Linked DNA regions of Mus musculus: region 1 is linked to region 2. A link is a contact called in ENCODE Hi-C data. All regions are on one chromosome and are shown on one strand. The core of a region is the stretch at or near the end of the contact, and the rest is flanking DNA. Distances in the headings are between cores, read along the strand shown.

Region 1 (7,011 bases), core at 2,748-5,247, 2.1 Mb after region 2:
GGACTGAGGGTGACTGTCCTGGGATGTGAGCCTTGAAATAGCAGCAGGTATCAGGATAAAAGGTTAACTTCCAAAATAAATGAATAAACTACCAGTCTTTTTAAAAAAATAAAGACAATGAAAAGCCAAAAAGTTTACTTCTAAAATAATTTAGTGTTGTCTTTGCTACAATACTTTTCTGGAGGGCTGGAGAGATGCCTCAGTGGTTAGGAGCACTGACTGTTCTTCCAGAGGTTCTGAGTTCAATTTCCAGCAACCACATGGTGGCTCACAACCATCTGTAATAGGATCTGATGCCCACTTCTGGTGTGCCTGGAGATAGCGACAGTGTACTCAAATATATAAAATAAATAAATAAATATTTTAAAAAAACCAGTGAGTAGCAACTTATTATACTATCTGAATAGTGTCTCGTGTTCAATGGGAGTCTGGAGAGGTGGCTCAGTGGTTAGGAGCACTTGTTGCTCCTAAGATAGACTTAGGTTCAATTCCCAGCACCCACATGACTGCCCACAGCCATCTGTAAGTCCAGTTCCAGGGGATGTGACACCCACTTCTGTCCTCTGAGAGCACCAGGCATGCACATGGTGCACATAACATACATACGGATAAAACACTAACACACATAAAAAAATAAATCTAAAAAAAGGAAACATAGTGTTTAATGGAATACATTTGAGGATACATTTTTTTCCAAAACAATATAAAAATATTACATGCTACAAATAACTAGATGCATATTTTTAAAATAATGGTCTCACTGTGTATCTCTGGCCAACCCAGAAATCACTACATATCAGAGGTCTGCCTGCCTCTGCTTCCAGAGTGCTAGAATTAAAAGTATGTGTCACCACCTGGTAACGAAATCAGTCTATTACTGACTAGCATTTCCCTGAGAGACTCATGCATGGTGAGGGAAATTTTGCAAACTACGAAGCTCTAGCTTACAAACCGTTTCAGAACGGCACAAACCGTGCATCAATATTAACTTCAATAATTGATGACACCGGTGCTACACTACATTGAGCTACTTTATAAGACATTTTTAGCCTGGATTTTGAGTATTAAAATATTTTTGAGTGAACTACATTGTTTTTTGTGTTTCCAACATTTTGAAAGCACTTTAAAATTGACAGTACCAGTCAATTTCCCCTACATTGCCTAAGGGCTTAAACAGCTCGGTTTGCAGGTGCAGAGCCTGCTGCTGGTGAAAAGGCTGATCAGACAGAACGAAGGCCTTTGAGTCCAAAGGCGGCAAGGGAGGCAGATTCAAACGTTGTTTTCTCGTGTGTGACAAACACAGGATAAAGCTGTACAAGTATAAGGGACCAAGGATGTGTGTGAAGAAAACGTGGGGTGTATCAGAAAGGACTTATTAGAGTGACCTGAGCGGAATCTACAAGATGCGCAGGAGTAAGCTAGGGAACTCAGAGAAGGAATCCTAAGCACAAGAAAAGCACCAGCAACTTAGAGCTGTGGTGGCACACAGTAAGTTAGTCATCCACTCCACATGTGTATCCTAAGCAAAGAGGCCATGAGGCACTGAGACGGGAAACACGAGAGCTCAAAGCCAATGCGACTGTCCAGGGAGGCATGTGTGACAGAGACCATCCCAAGGAGACGTATGTTAGGCAAATTCTGGCAGCTGTTCTTGTCCTAACGTTTGAATGATGGGAGGAGTGATCTGTTTCCTCACAACACTGGATTTCAATCACTTACATTAGAGGCAGTGATGATAACTTTTAGAAGCCTACAGCATGTGTTTGATTATGGGGGAAAGGCTCTTAGAGCTGGAGGAATGTATAAACTTTATGTAACCCAGATGTGCCTGGTTTCTCCAGGCCTCAGGGATCACTCTCCTCTCCCAACTAAATTAGTCCCTGCCTGTGTGTGGCTTCTTGAAACCCAGCCCCTGGCCAGACCTTCCTCCATAAGTCTGGGGGCGGCGGGGGGGGGGGGGGGGGGGGAGGGGGGAGGGGGGAGGGAGCTTGATTGGCTTGCCGGAGCCCTGAGCTCTCATGAGCCCCTTGGTGTTGTCAGACTCCTGTTCTGTATACCGAGCTCTCACTTCTGCTTCCTTCATTTCTCCTTTTTGTAGGGTACTAGTAGCACATTTTCCTACTAAGCATCATTAAAAAGGATCCACATGTTAGCATCTCAAGAAATTTGTACAATATTTGAGTCCCGAAGAAAAAAAAACCCACTACTATACTACCTCAGTAAATTCTTACTGATACATCGTTATTAATAAATGACAAAACTGTAAGGTTATCAGAACCTAACTTATATTTGTAGAAGTGTTAATAAAATTAAATATGAAACAAGAAAGAAAAATAGAAAAATGTTAGACTAAATGTAAATCATTTCTTTCTTACATGAATCTGTTCATTTAGAGACACAAAAACAACCAGAGATTTCCATTTCAGAAACAGATGGATTTTCAAATTGGGACCATATTACTTTTTAAATATTTGCTTATCATTTAACATACTATGATGTGCAATTTAATTTTTAAAAATATTCCTGTAAAAAAAAATATTCCTGTAACGTGAGTTAATGGATATACAGGGTTTATTTTTAAGTACTCAAAGTTTAATCTTTTTGTGTTAGCTACATAGGTCTTATTCAGATCTCTGTATTATTATTGTGTGTGTGTTCATGCCACAGGACATGTGACGGCCAGAGGGGAGCTTTCCAGAGTCAGTTCTCTCCTTCTACAGTGGGGTCCAGGGATGACATGGAACTCGGGCCCTCAGTTTTGTTTGGCACAAGCTTTTATGTGACGAGCCTGCTAGCCTCTGATGTAATAAACAACGAAAAGGACAAAACAAACAAACAAACAAACAAACAAAAACTGGCTCTAAATACAGAGTAGTTTAAAAAAAAATCACAAAACATGCTTTAAAGTAAGGATCTGCAAAATATGCACCAAAAAGTTAATTCATAAAAATGTCTTGTTTTGCATGAAAGCAATTTGCAGACTGCATCTGCTTTCTCCGAGAACTCCTAAAGTTTTTCAGTTACTGGGTTTTTAGAGACTAAGGAAAATTATAACCTGGCATGGCTAAATAATTGCAAAGGCCAAAACACTGAAAACTGAAAACGTATACCTCCGTCCTGGCTCAGCCATTAGGAGCACTTTCTGCTCTTGCAGAGGACACAGCTTAGCACCCACAGCCCACAACTCCCAACTGCGTGTAACTCCCGTTCCAGGAGATCTGATGCCCTCTTCTGGTTTCTGCGGGCACTGCATGCACACACGCAGCCAAAGCACTCAAAACACATTTAAAAAAAAAAAAAAAAAAAAAAAAAACCCAAAACGTAATACCTCGACATAAAACAAAACCTTTTACCTCAAATATATATGTTTTATGAGGAATGTAGCAGTTTGTCTGTTATTGGGTGCAGGGTGGAAATGTAGCTCCGAGTGCTTGCCTAGCCTACACGAAGCCCTGGGTTCCATCCTCGGGCAGAAAGAAACCCCAGCCCTCGGGAGCTGGAGGCAGAGTGTCAAGTTCAAGGTCACTCTCGGCTATTTTGCGAGTTCGAAACCAGCCAGGGCTGCATGAGCGCTGCCTAGAAACCGATTAAACAGACTGATGGCTTCTCTCTCCTTGCTTCAGCCCCACTGATCTGAGGGTGCTGAGACCCACGGAGGTCCCCGCGCGTGTGCAACTCGGAGAAGCCCCAAGAGAGCGGCCGCCTGCGAGGGCCTTGATGCCACCAGCTTTGATTACGCGAATACCCAAGGCGGCACCGCCCCACCCCAGCCACCGCGACTTTGACTCAAGTCTCATTAACTGTTTGCCAACAAAGACCGGCCACGAGCGAGGGGGAGGAGCCCGGGAGGCGTGTATCGCGAGAAGTGTCCGCCCTAATGGTGTGACAGGCAACGGCGTGCGGCAGCTCCTGCCCGGACCGCGAAGGAGGAGCCAGAGCCGGAGGACGGGCTGGACCTTTGGGTGAATCTCGCGAGATTTCATCGCGCTACCTCGAGCTCTTCCTGGCAGCCGCCGGAAGTGCGAGCCGCTGAGTGTCCGAGTCGCTCGCTCTGAGGTTCTCCTGCGACTCTGGGCCCGCGTTCCTGTCGCCGCCTCCAGGGCTCGCGCGTCTGGTCGCCTCCCCAGGGTCGGAAATGATGGGGGACCCCAAGGAAGCAGGAGCCGAGGCTTCTCCTTCAGGGGCGGCCGCCCGAGGAGGGCTCAGCCTCCTGTCCCAGGCGGACTCCGAGGAGCCTTCTGCACAGGTGAGAGGCGGCGGCGGCGGAGCGCGACCTGCAGGGGCTTGGGGGGTTTGCGGGCCTGGGAGGGGGACGTGGGGCTTCTGGAACTTTCTTCCACGCCTCCTTAGCACCTCTAGTACGGAATGAATCACCAGGCGAGCCTGTCGTCGGGTGTGCAGGCAGGCGTTTGCTTGCAATGCGCAACACCCCTGGCTTCGCACTCGGCGCCAGTGGACGGGCTATAGAGTGTGTGTGTGTCACAGCCCGCCGAAGGCAGGCAGAGGAGAGAGGGACGGACCCAGGGAGGGCACAGAGAATTTGCAACGCCTGGAAGGGTTCTCGAAGGAGAGTCGAACAGCGGGTCCAGACATTGAGCATGCCCGGGTGGGTGTAGGGTCAGCTACGGAGCTAATGTAGAATGGGATGCGATGAGCTTACCGATCAATCGCTGTGTGTTTGGTAAAAATAAACACGTCCTGCAAATGACGTTTGTCATTGACTTATGCTACTTAAAAATATTCCATTAGAACCGTACAGAAGTCTTGCTCGTTTTACATGCGGTTGACAGGACACAGTTGAGCGCACTTAGTTTCTGAGTCTACATTTTTCTGTGACTCATCGTACCGGGTTGAGTCTTGGCTGGTGTGGAACTGGTTATGCAGACCGGGCAGTCAAGCTGGACGTAGACCTTGCACTGGCCCTTGTGCCTCTGCCTCCAGAGTGCTTGAAGCTTGTGTTTGCAACTACTATGCCCAGATTTTTAAAAAGCAGGTTGGTTGGCCCCTGTCCACTTCTTGATTGATCCTTTTTTTTTTTTTTTTTTTTTTTAGTTTCGTGAAAAACAGCTAAGTAAGCGTAATTTAAGCTTGTTTATTAAGTGTTAGAGCTGACACGCAGCTGAGGCTCCTTGTGAATCCTGATTTGGTGGGTTCTTAATTCATTTTTATGAAAGTGAGATTGTCGTTCCTGGCAGTGTTCATTAAAGCTTCATTCCATATGTTATTTAGGGATCGGCCTTATTTCTTGGAGGCAACGAAGTGAAAAGCAGAGCTGTGGTAAAATACTCTTCTGCCCCTCCTCGAACAGCGTTTGCACGTCTCGAAGAAAAAACAGACTTGAAACTCCCACCTGCCAACTGGTTACGAGAGAGTGCCAAACTAGGGCCAGCAGGAACCACCATTCTTGGCAATAGTAAGAAAAGCAAGCCGTTTTCAAGGTAAATTTTAATCGCTGGCATTTCTTTCCCTCCCTCTCAACCCCGGCTCGAAGCTCTGAAAGCTGCTTCGCAGTTCAATTGGAGATGCATGTTCACTTGCTCAGATATTTTTAGTAAAAGAATATAGTTGTCATCCAAAGTCCATGGTACAGTAAGAAGATTTCAGAGGTACATGCTTTCTTCCAGGCTGCAGCATGTCACGATAACGTGTACACGTTGACTGCTCATCAGCTGTTTTAGCCTGTTGTGTCTGCTTTCATATGTGCAAATAGGATGGTATGCGAGGGGCAAGACTTAAGCTGCTGCTCGGCTTGCCCTTTGGAGTGTTTATTAAATATGATGGAGTATTTGGAAAAGCCTGAGGTTTAAAACCCCAAATGCTGGGTAACCTACACCCTTGACCCACACTGGAAATTCTACTGGTGGTTTTTAAAGTTGTGAGTATTTGGGAGTCTTATGCTGTGTCTATATTCTTGTAGGCTGTTTTAACCGTGTTTTCTTTTTCCTCCCCTGAATGATTGGACTTAAAACATTTTTATATAACTTATATAAAACTTTATATAACACAGAAAGAGCCACAAATGCATTAATACCCTGAGCTAGTAGTTTAGAGATTATCCTAGTGCCTCAAAAGGTAATAGCTTTGCTTACAAGTTGATGTAGCATTTTTGATACTGTGAAAAGTCTGAAAATGACCACATATTTCGACTATTTTAAAAATGGCTTAATTGTATTAAATGTGGTGAGTTGGTTTCAGTAGTTGTGCTAGATTTTTTTCTTTTTTAATATTTATTTATGTATTATATATAAGTACACTGTAGCTGTCTTCAGATACACCAGAAGAGGGCATCAGATCTCATTACAGATGGTTGTGAGCTATCATGTGGTTGCTGGGAATTGAACTCAGGATCTTTGGAAGAGCAGTCAGTGCTCTTAGCCATTGAGCCATCTCTCCAGCCCTAAGATAGACACTATTAACTGTTTGTACATGAGAAATGAAGGCTAACCTACTTGCCCAGAGCAGATAGAAAATCATACATGCATATGCAGTCCTGATTAAATGTCCTGACTCTGCCACCTACTAAGGGGAAAATGGTGACATCCGTTGCTTTGCAACCTTATAGATGAACTTGGTGATTTGAATGAGTTAGGTGCTTACCAGTTTTTCATTTTCTCTTTAAGCTGAGTTGATTTTAGGTACAATTTTTTTTCTTTTATTGATGTTATATCTTTATATGTTATATCCATACATGTTAACATATTTTTCTCATTTTGTTTTTCTTCATATGTGGAATTAAATCTTGAACTGTTTTGCATCAGAGAGGTTAAGGGTTTATGCTCACACTGACTGCTTTTTGCAGTTCTTACTGTCTCACTAAGTTGAAGATGCATTTTAAAGATGTGCTTCATTTTCTGTGTACCTAAGAAGAAATGAGAAGTTGGCAGCCAGATGGCAGTGGACTTCTTGATTTCCAAATGTGAGGTGTGCATGTCCTAGAAGCAGTAGACAGTTTTACTCTGTTCAGCCTTCCATCTGTGGCCTCTTCCTTCCTTCCTTCCGTAGTTTCGGCAT
Region 2 (7,444 bases), core at 1,590-4,089:
AGTGTGTTCTCTGTGCTGGGTGTGAGAGTGTGTGTCCCTTTGTTTCTGTTGTGCGTGACTTGCTAGTTCAATGTGTATGGGTGAACAAGTGTTTAGATGAGAGTGCATGTGTCCTTTAATAGCTAGCTGGTCGGGGCTTGAAGCAAGCATCCCTCTGTGGACAACACCCTCTGAGCAGAGGAACAGAATAGGCAAAAGGCTGCCTTCAAAGTCCCAAATCAGCCCGGGAGTGAAGTTTGGTCACGAGGTCTCATAGGTTACTGGTCTTAGACTTGCATCTTCAGTAAAGTGCCCTGTTGGTCTTTGCTCTGAGACCTACCACATTAGTCACCTCTCATAGTCCCTGCCTTAAACCCTTTTAAGTGTTTGACCCCATTTTGAGCCCTGGAATCTCTGGGGGTTCTTTAACTCTTAAGGCTGTTGTTCTCCAAGTTTGTCGCTTTTGCCGGCTTCTCTTCCCATTCTCTCCTAAGAGCACAGTAGCGGCAGGGAAACAACCCTGACCGCAAGCTTGTTTCCATTACTTGGCTAAATTCTTATTTTTCAGCACCTCAGTTTCCACTTCTGTACAATGGCGGTAAAGATCTGAGTCACGTTTGCTGTGGTTAAAATGAGCTGTCCCCAACACGTTCACAGCCCCAGATCCTTTCTAGCTCAGAACGACTTAACTCTTTCTCCTCCACTATGATTTTCCTACAATCTCTGTAGCTGGCTCTGATCCTCAAATTGGCCAGACAGTCCTCTTGTGGTATTGATTTGGCTCTAGCTTCGACGACACGGCCCAGATAACTGTGCTTTTGAAAAGCCAAGGGTTAGTTCATGAGTTTGAACATTTCTTTCTGGAATCTCCTCCTCTACCTCCGCGGGAGCGCGCTGGACCTGCTGTGATGAGGCTTCGGAGCTTGTGCCAGGGCCGCGCAGAGCAGGACGCACAAATTGTATTTCAGCGCCGGGTCCTTCCGGGTTAATGAGCTGACACCATGATTAAAGCTGACCATTTGTAATGTGTCTCGACCCCGCCGCAGAGCCCTGAAGAGGTTAATGCGGTGACGGAGGCCGGCACCTGCCCCTCGCCAGCCTCCCGGGCCTGGGCGCGCAGCCTCCTGGCCCTCCGCTCCCTCCCCTGCCCCGTCCCGGCTGCGCCACCGACCCCTAATCAATTAGCCCATTAACGAGCCCTTTGAGGAGTTAAGTAGGGAGAGTTCTGCCACGGGCAGGGCCGCAGTCGGTAACTCAGTGAGGCTAATGATATTATAAGCGCTTTACTCAATAACCCGGGAGCGGTGCAGGCGAGGAACTGCACCGTCACGGTGCAGGCTGGACATTTGTGGGGACCGACTCTACAGTCTCTCTTCACTCTTGGATCTTCTGGCATGTGTCTAAGGAAGGGAACAGGGTTTCTGGGACCTTAAGGGTGCAGCCAGGTTTGGCTGGAAGCTTTGGGTCTCGTTCCTTTCCATAAAGCTTGTGTAGATAACTGTCGCCTCAAATCCCTTTGCTTGCTTTGTTGAGATGACTCTAGATCAGGTAACAGGTGCTCTAGGGATTAAACAAGCAAGAGTCAGGGCTTAGGGAGAGGCCACAAGAAGGAAGGAGAGAGTCAGGTTTTATAAAGCTGTACCTTGACCTCTGAAAGGAAAGCAACACTTCAAATAATTTTAGGATGGGGAAAACGAGGCGTGGAAAGTGTACATATCTTGCCCAAAGACACCCTACCTATATTTAACAGGATCCTGTCCAATTCTAAAAAGTCCCCATACCTACCTACTTCGTTTCCTTCCAGAAGCAGCGTAGCCATTTTGAGACCGCCAGTATTTACCAGCAAAATAAAGTAAATGAGTTTAGCTGCAGTGTGGGAAGGCGAGCTGTGTGGTATTCGGTCAAGGATTAGGAAATAACTATTCTGCACTCTGAGAGTTTATAGGTTTCTAGCTGACACATCATCACAACCAGAGAATGGGGGCAGGCGACACTAAGAAGTTTGCCAGGGGGCAGGGATGCTTCTACTGGGACCAGACTTGTTCAAGTTCACACAGTGCAAATGGCGTTTGCTGGAATGTGAGCCGGAACCTCGGGACATTTGGGGGCTACTCTGTTTCCAAAATCCTCTGCCCCCTTTAGTCAGCGGGGTCTTCAGGTCCAGAGCTGTAGAATTTCTTTGCTCCTGTGTCTCCCAGCGGAGAGCCACATACTGTCAATCCCCAACGCAGCGGGAGAAGACTCGTAGAGCGCTGTTAGTTCCCAAGAGGCTAGAAGGGGTTGAGGACTGGGGAGGGTGGCAGCAGCCTATGGTGTGCATCTTGGATGTGAGAGAGCCCCACCAGCTCGACCCCGGGCGCTGTTCTCGTTTCTGGAGAGGCAAGGCAAAGACCAGGAACACAGGCTGCAATCTAAGCTGCCTTCAGCCCCAGATGTTACGGGCTGGACAGAGCTGATGCGAGTGCGCGTCTAGGCTTGCTCCCGGAGCTTCCCGGTGCTGCGTGCTCGGCCCCAGCTTTTTAAAAAATTCCGGGGCCGCTCCGCGGCGCTGCGATTGGCCGCGGCCGGGTAACCTCTATGCAAATGAGGCCGCGCAGCCTCCGCGTCGCTGGAGACCGGTGGAGTTGTCAAACGAGGAAGGGACATTGGCACCGGGGCTGGGCGGGCTCACCCAGAGCCGGGCCGGCAGGGACCCGCGCACAGCGGTCCGGTGCCTGCGCGTCCTGGAGCAGAAGGGACGCCTCGCCAGCCTCGTAGCCCCCTCCCCTTGCTTTCCCTCCCGCCCCTCCCCCCGCCCGCCTGCCCGCACCACCTTCCACCCAGCCCCGCTCTAAAGGGAGTTCTTGGTTTCCTCCGATTTCTTATGAACCCAGGATGGGCAGCAAGGAAGATGTGGGGAAGGGATGTCCGGCGGCCGGTGGCGTCTCCAGCTTCACCATCCAGTCCATCCTGGGCGGGGGCCCCTCCGAGGCACCGCGGGAGCCCGCCGGGTGGCCAGCCAGGAAACGCAGCCTGTCTGTGTCCTCGGAGGAGGAGGAGCCGGAGGAAGGTTGGAAGGCTCCGGCTTGCTTCTGCCCAGATCCGCACGGCCCCAAGGAGCCAAGCCCTAAGCACCATACCCCCATCCCTTTCCCTTGCCTGGGTAAGGATCGCAGGTCGGGAGTCTGGCCCGAGTGAGCGTGAGCCGATGCGGTGTGTGATTGTCGGAGACGCGGAGCAGGGCATCCCCGGGTCACAGCCGGGCCGCTAGTGGTCCAGGCTAAGGGGAGGGGACTACGCACCCATGGTGCATTCTCGAAAAGGCCGGAAGGGCCGGCGCTGGGGAGAAGTAGAGGAATATTGGGGCGGTAAGGGGAAGACTGGGTAAGGGGAAGGAGGGTGAACCAGAGTGGGCCAGGAACTCTGCGGGCGGTACACAATGCTGGCCAAAATGGTTTCGCACGCCGGGTACTTTCTGTCCTGACTTAGTTCTGCAGGTCTGGTTTGGGTGTTCTGTCAGTCCTGCAGGCTCTATGTCTTTTCCCTCCTCTCGGCCTCTTCTCGAAGTGATTAGTACTCTAAAATGATTGACAGTGCTGAGTTTCAGAGAGGTAAAAGCTAACGGAGGACAGCCAAGGAGTTATGAATAAAATTAGCCCGACTCTCAAAGAAAACGGCCTGTAAAATGATGCTACCTTGTAGAGCTCAGTCCTCAAAGGCAAAAATCACCTTTAAAAAATGGTGTTAATGTCCCCATTCCAGACCCGGTACCACGTTTACTTTTATAAGAGTGGAAGGAGACCCTCCAGCTCGGATTATATGGAACCCTCTTCTGCTGCTTTGAAAGGCCGAGGCTCTGGACTTTGGGCGCTAGCAGGACGCAGTAGAAAAGGAAAGGGTTAGCAATAGGGGAATCAAGGATGCAGGCATCAGTCAACCTCCTTGTCCCCGGCAGAGCTGAGAGTCTTTAAGGCTCATCAACTCCATGGTCATTCTGTTTGTGCTCACTCTTCAGGTACCCCCAAGGGCAGCGGAGGCGCAGGGCCTGCGGCCTCGGAGCGCACGCCATTCCTTTCTCCTTCTCACCCGGACTTTAAGGAAGAGAAGGAGAGGCTTTTGCCGGCGGGCTCGCCTTCTCCGGGCCCGGAGCGGCCACGGGACGGCGGTGCGGAGCGCCAAACCGGAGCGGCCAAGAAGAAGACGCGCACCGTCTTCTCCCGCAGCCAAGTGTACCAGCTCGAGTCTACCTTCGACATGAAACGCTACCTGAGCAGCTCGGAGCGCGCTTGCCTCGCCTCCAGCCTGCAGCTCACCGAGACCCAGGTTAAGACTTGGTTCCAGAATCGCCGCAACAAGTGGAAGCGGCAGCTCTCAGCCGAGCTTGAGGCAGCCAACATGGCACACGCGTCGGCGCAGACTCTCGTGGGCATGCCGCTCGTGTTTCGGGACAGTTCGCTGCTGCGAGTGCCGGTGCCGCGCTCTCTGGCCTTCCCGGCTCCGCTTTATTACCCGAGCAGCAATCTCTCGGCCTTACCGCTCTACAACCTGTACAACAAGCTTGACTACTGACATGCTCGCCCGCCGGCTCCCGGGACGCCCCTGGTCGCCTGCAGCTGCCTGCATAGCCCGGCGCGGTCGGGATCCTTCGCAGAGCTCCGGAGCAGAGCGGCGCGTGTCCAGAAATATTAAGAAATACACCATGTGTATTCGTTATGTCTTATTTATGGCCTCTTTCCTACCTTTTGTTTTGTTTTGTTTTATTTTGTTTTGTTTTGTTTTGAGTATTTATCTGCATTCCTCACGCCAGAGCACCTGCTTTCTACACAAAACCAAACAACTCGCGTTTGAAACTATTTTGGAAGGGGAGGCTCTCGGGTGGTGGTGGGAAGTGGGGTTTTGATTAGGTCGGTTTTGACCAGTAGCAAGAAAAAAAAAAAAACATCAGAAAAACCACCAACAGAACCAGGCAGTCTTTCTCCCATATATACACCTGTATATAGAAAATGTGGTAGGACACAAGCTCAGCCGAGCCGAACCAACTAGGGCTTTGGTCGTTGAACTAATCACTTCTCTTTATTCCCTTCATCTTGAGGATGGGTAGGGGCAAAACGAGGAGAGTACAGATCTGTAAATATTTTTAAAGAGAAAAAAATAAAACGTTTTAAACATGGTTGCTAACTTTGGAGGGATGGATTGTCCCAGGAGACAGCGGCAGAGGAGTTTCTGGATTTTTTTTTTTTTTTTTGCCAGAGCATGCAGGATTCTGTCTCCTCCCTCAGCCCCCAAGGTTCTGCTCTCACCACGTGTGGGTGGGGCTGGGCTCAGAGGTTAAAGGTCGGGATATTGGGGCTGCCCAGGCAGCACGTGACTGGGGCTGCTTACAGGAACAGCACAGTTCCCACGACCCAGGTGTGCGGGTTGGGGTGCACTCGAGATGGAATCCAGATCCACAGCCCCGCGCAGCGAAAGACAAAGCCAGGAGCCTGGCTGCTGACCCGGTCGCCTCTGGGAATGAGCCAAGCAAGGAGGTGAACATCTCCCCGATACTGGGCTGTTTTGGGCTAGACGAAAGCTGGGCACGCCGCGAAAGGCCGGAGCTCTTGGCGTTCTTGGCGTCCTCCTGCGCGGAGTAAAACGTGGGGTGAGAGAAAGCGTCCGCTTGGGTTCCAGAGCCACAGGCGACTGGCTTGCAGCCCTCGCAGGGGTCTCCCGCTGGTGACACAGTTGCGAGAGTTCTGCGCAGAGCGGGAAGTGATGCCTAAGGGTCAGATTTCGTTGGAGGGATTCGTGGAGCAGATGACACGGGCGCTTCCCTAGTTTCTTTTTGTAGTTGTTAAATTTGCCCGTGAATGACAAAAAGGTCGGATCACTGGCTAACTTGCAGCAGCTGTTTCTGAATTGAGCACTGAGGATTGCAGTGCCCGGCTGCCTGCCTCCATGCAGGGTTAGGGAGGCTCTGCACCCGGAGAACTGCTTCGTCAGGATCATGCAAATCACAGCACTGTATTTTCTCTACGTTTTCATAGCATCCACCTGTTCCTTGTTAAATGTCAGAAATGGGCCTGGAGCTTGGAGGAGGCCTCAGGTAGAGTTATTAGGTCCAGCCCGCCTCCCCTCAGTGGTTGATCAGGGTGCAAAGAGCTAGGAGTCTGCAGCGCCAAGGCCCTATCTATTTCTTTCTTCAGAAGAAAACCTGGTGCCTGAGGGACCGGTCTCTTTGAGCCAAGGGGGCATCGAAATGACTTGCATTTTGTAGAAATTCACAGAATGTAAACGTTTACATGGCCCATATCATTCCGTGAAATATGCCTGGCAGAAGAGATTTGCTCTGATATTGCCTATTTTTTTCTTAACACATTATATTTTATAAAACCTGCAACTCCTCCTAGGTGACATTAGATGGATGCTACACAAGAATGCACCGGGCAATACTAGGTTGGTTTGCTTACATTTGTTTTATTTTAGCTGTGTTCACCTCAATAAGTATTTGTTGAGGTCTCAACATGTGCTAAGAACCTACACTAAATTTGGGGTGGTCCAAAGGAGAACACAAAGAGGCCTATCAGTTCTCTTCTTACTTATTAAATATGTGTTTTCAATTGCTCATTGGATATGTGTATTTTTCTGTCACCGTAGTTTTCACTCCAGATAACCTCTCTACATTCTTTCCCTGACAGCATTCTTTGAGTGTTCCACCCAGAAACAACCACATTACTTCAGAGGACTGTCTTGTAAAAAAACATACTCCGTTCGGATGCTTTTGATCTGCCTTTCAGCAGATTACAATTCGGTGATGGATTTAACAGTATTGGGTCATCATATTTGCTTCAGGATGGCTTTCTCCATAGGTAGTGACCTCCTCCTCCTGTCACTGTCGGCATTAACGACTTGAGTTTGCCCATAATATTTTAGGGAATGCCATTTCCCGCAGTTGTCATGTGGTATATATCTGACTCTCTTTACTCACCCAGACATTAGCTGTGGCAGGCGACTCACCACTGCAACAGGTAACTGAATATCACACACACACACACACACACACACACACACACATACTTACTTTACATTTGTGTTGTAAAATGGTCAAGACTCTGCTTGTGGCCAGATTTCCTATCTCAAGTCTAGCAATTCATTTGAATAATCAGCAAAATAGTCCATCTCTTTTCAGGCTCTAAACTTGATTTACAAGATTGACGTTTCTTAAAACTCAAATAGAGTTGGGCTGCAAGTGTGCGGCCAGAGGGGCCTGAATCATACACACATGGGATAATGAAATATGCTTAGATTTTATTAGCAGGTAATTTATGCTCAGAATCTGGAAACAGTAATAGAATTAAATAAACAACTGGGAAAGAGAACCAAATAAGTCAAGAGGTAAAATTATTTGGCTAAACTTAGAATGCAAAACAACTCAATGCATTAAAAAAAATTGAACTTGGCCATTGATTTGTTGAAAGAGAAGAGAGAGAAAGAACCACATACTAGA

Evidence for each region. Hi-C counts contacts between places; a loop is a spot of excess contacts on that map.
Region 1: a loop to region 2 is called in a map of v-Abl transformed pro-B cells, with 4 times the contacts of the local background. The contact joins the promoter of Edrf1 here to the promoter of Hmx2 in region 2. A Hi-C loop is called at or near these places in 3 of 37 maps with a recorded cell type or tissue (heart and v-Abl transformed pro-B cells).

What each region holds. Positions count from the first base shown.
Region 1 is chr7:133,633,678-133,640,688 of GRCm38, forward strand. It overlaps Edrf1 (erythroid differentiation regulatory factor 1), which reads left to right and starts at 3,998. Exons shown (of 25, transcript NM_178115.4): 1 at 3,998-4,246; 2 at 5,230-5,438; 3 at 7,003-7,011. The coding sequence starts at 4,136.
Region 2 is chr7:131,551,454-131,558,897 of GRCm38, forward strand. Hmx2 (H6 homeobox 2) reads left to right here and starts at 2,840. Exons shown (of 2, transcript NM_145998.4): 1 at 2,840-3,121; 2 at 3,974-6,561. The coding sequence starts at 2,854. The coding sequence ends at 4,527.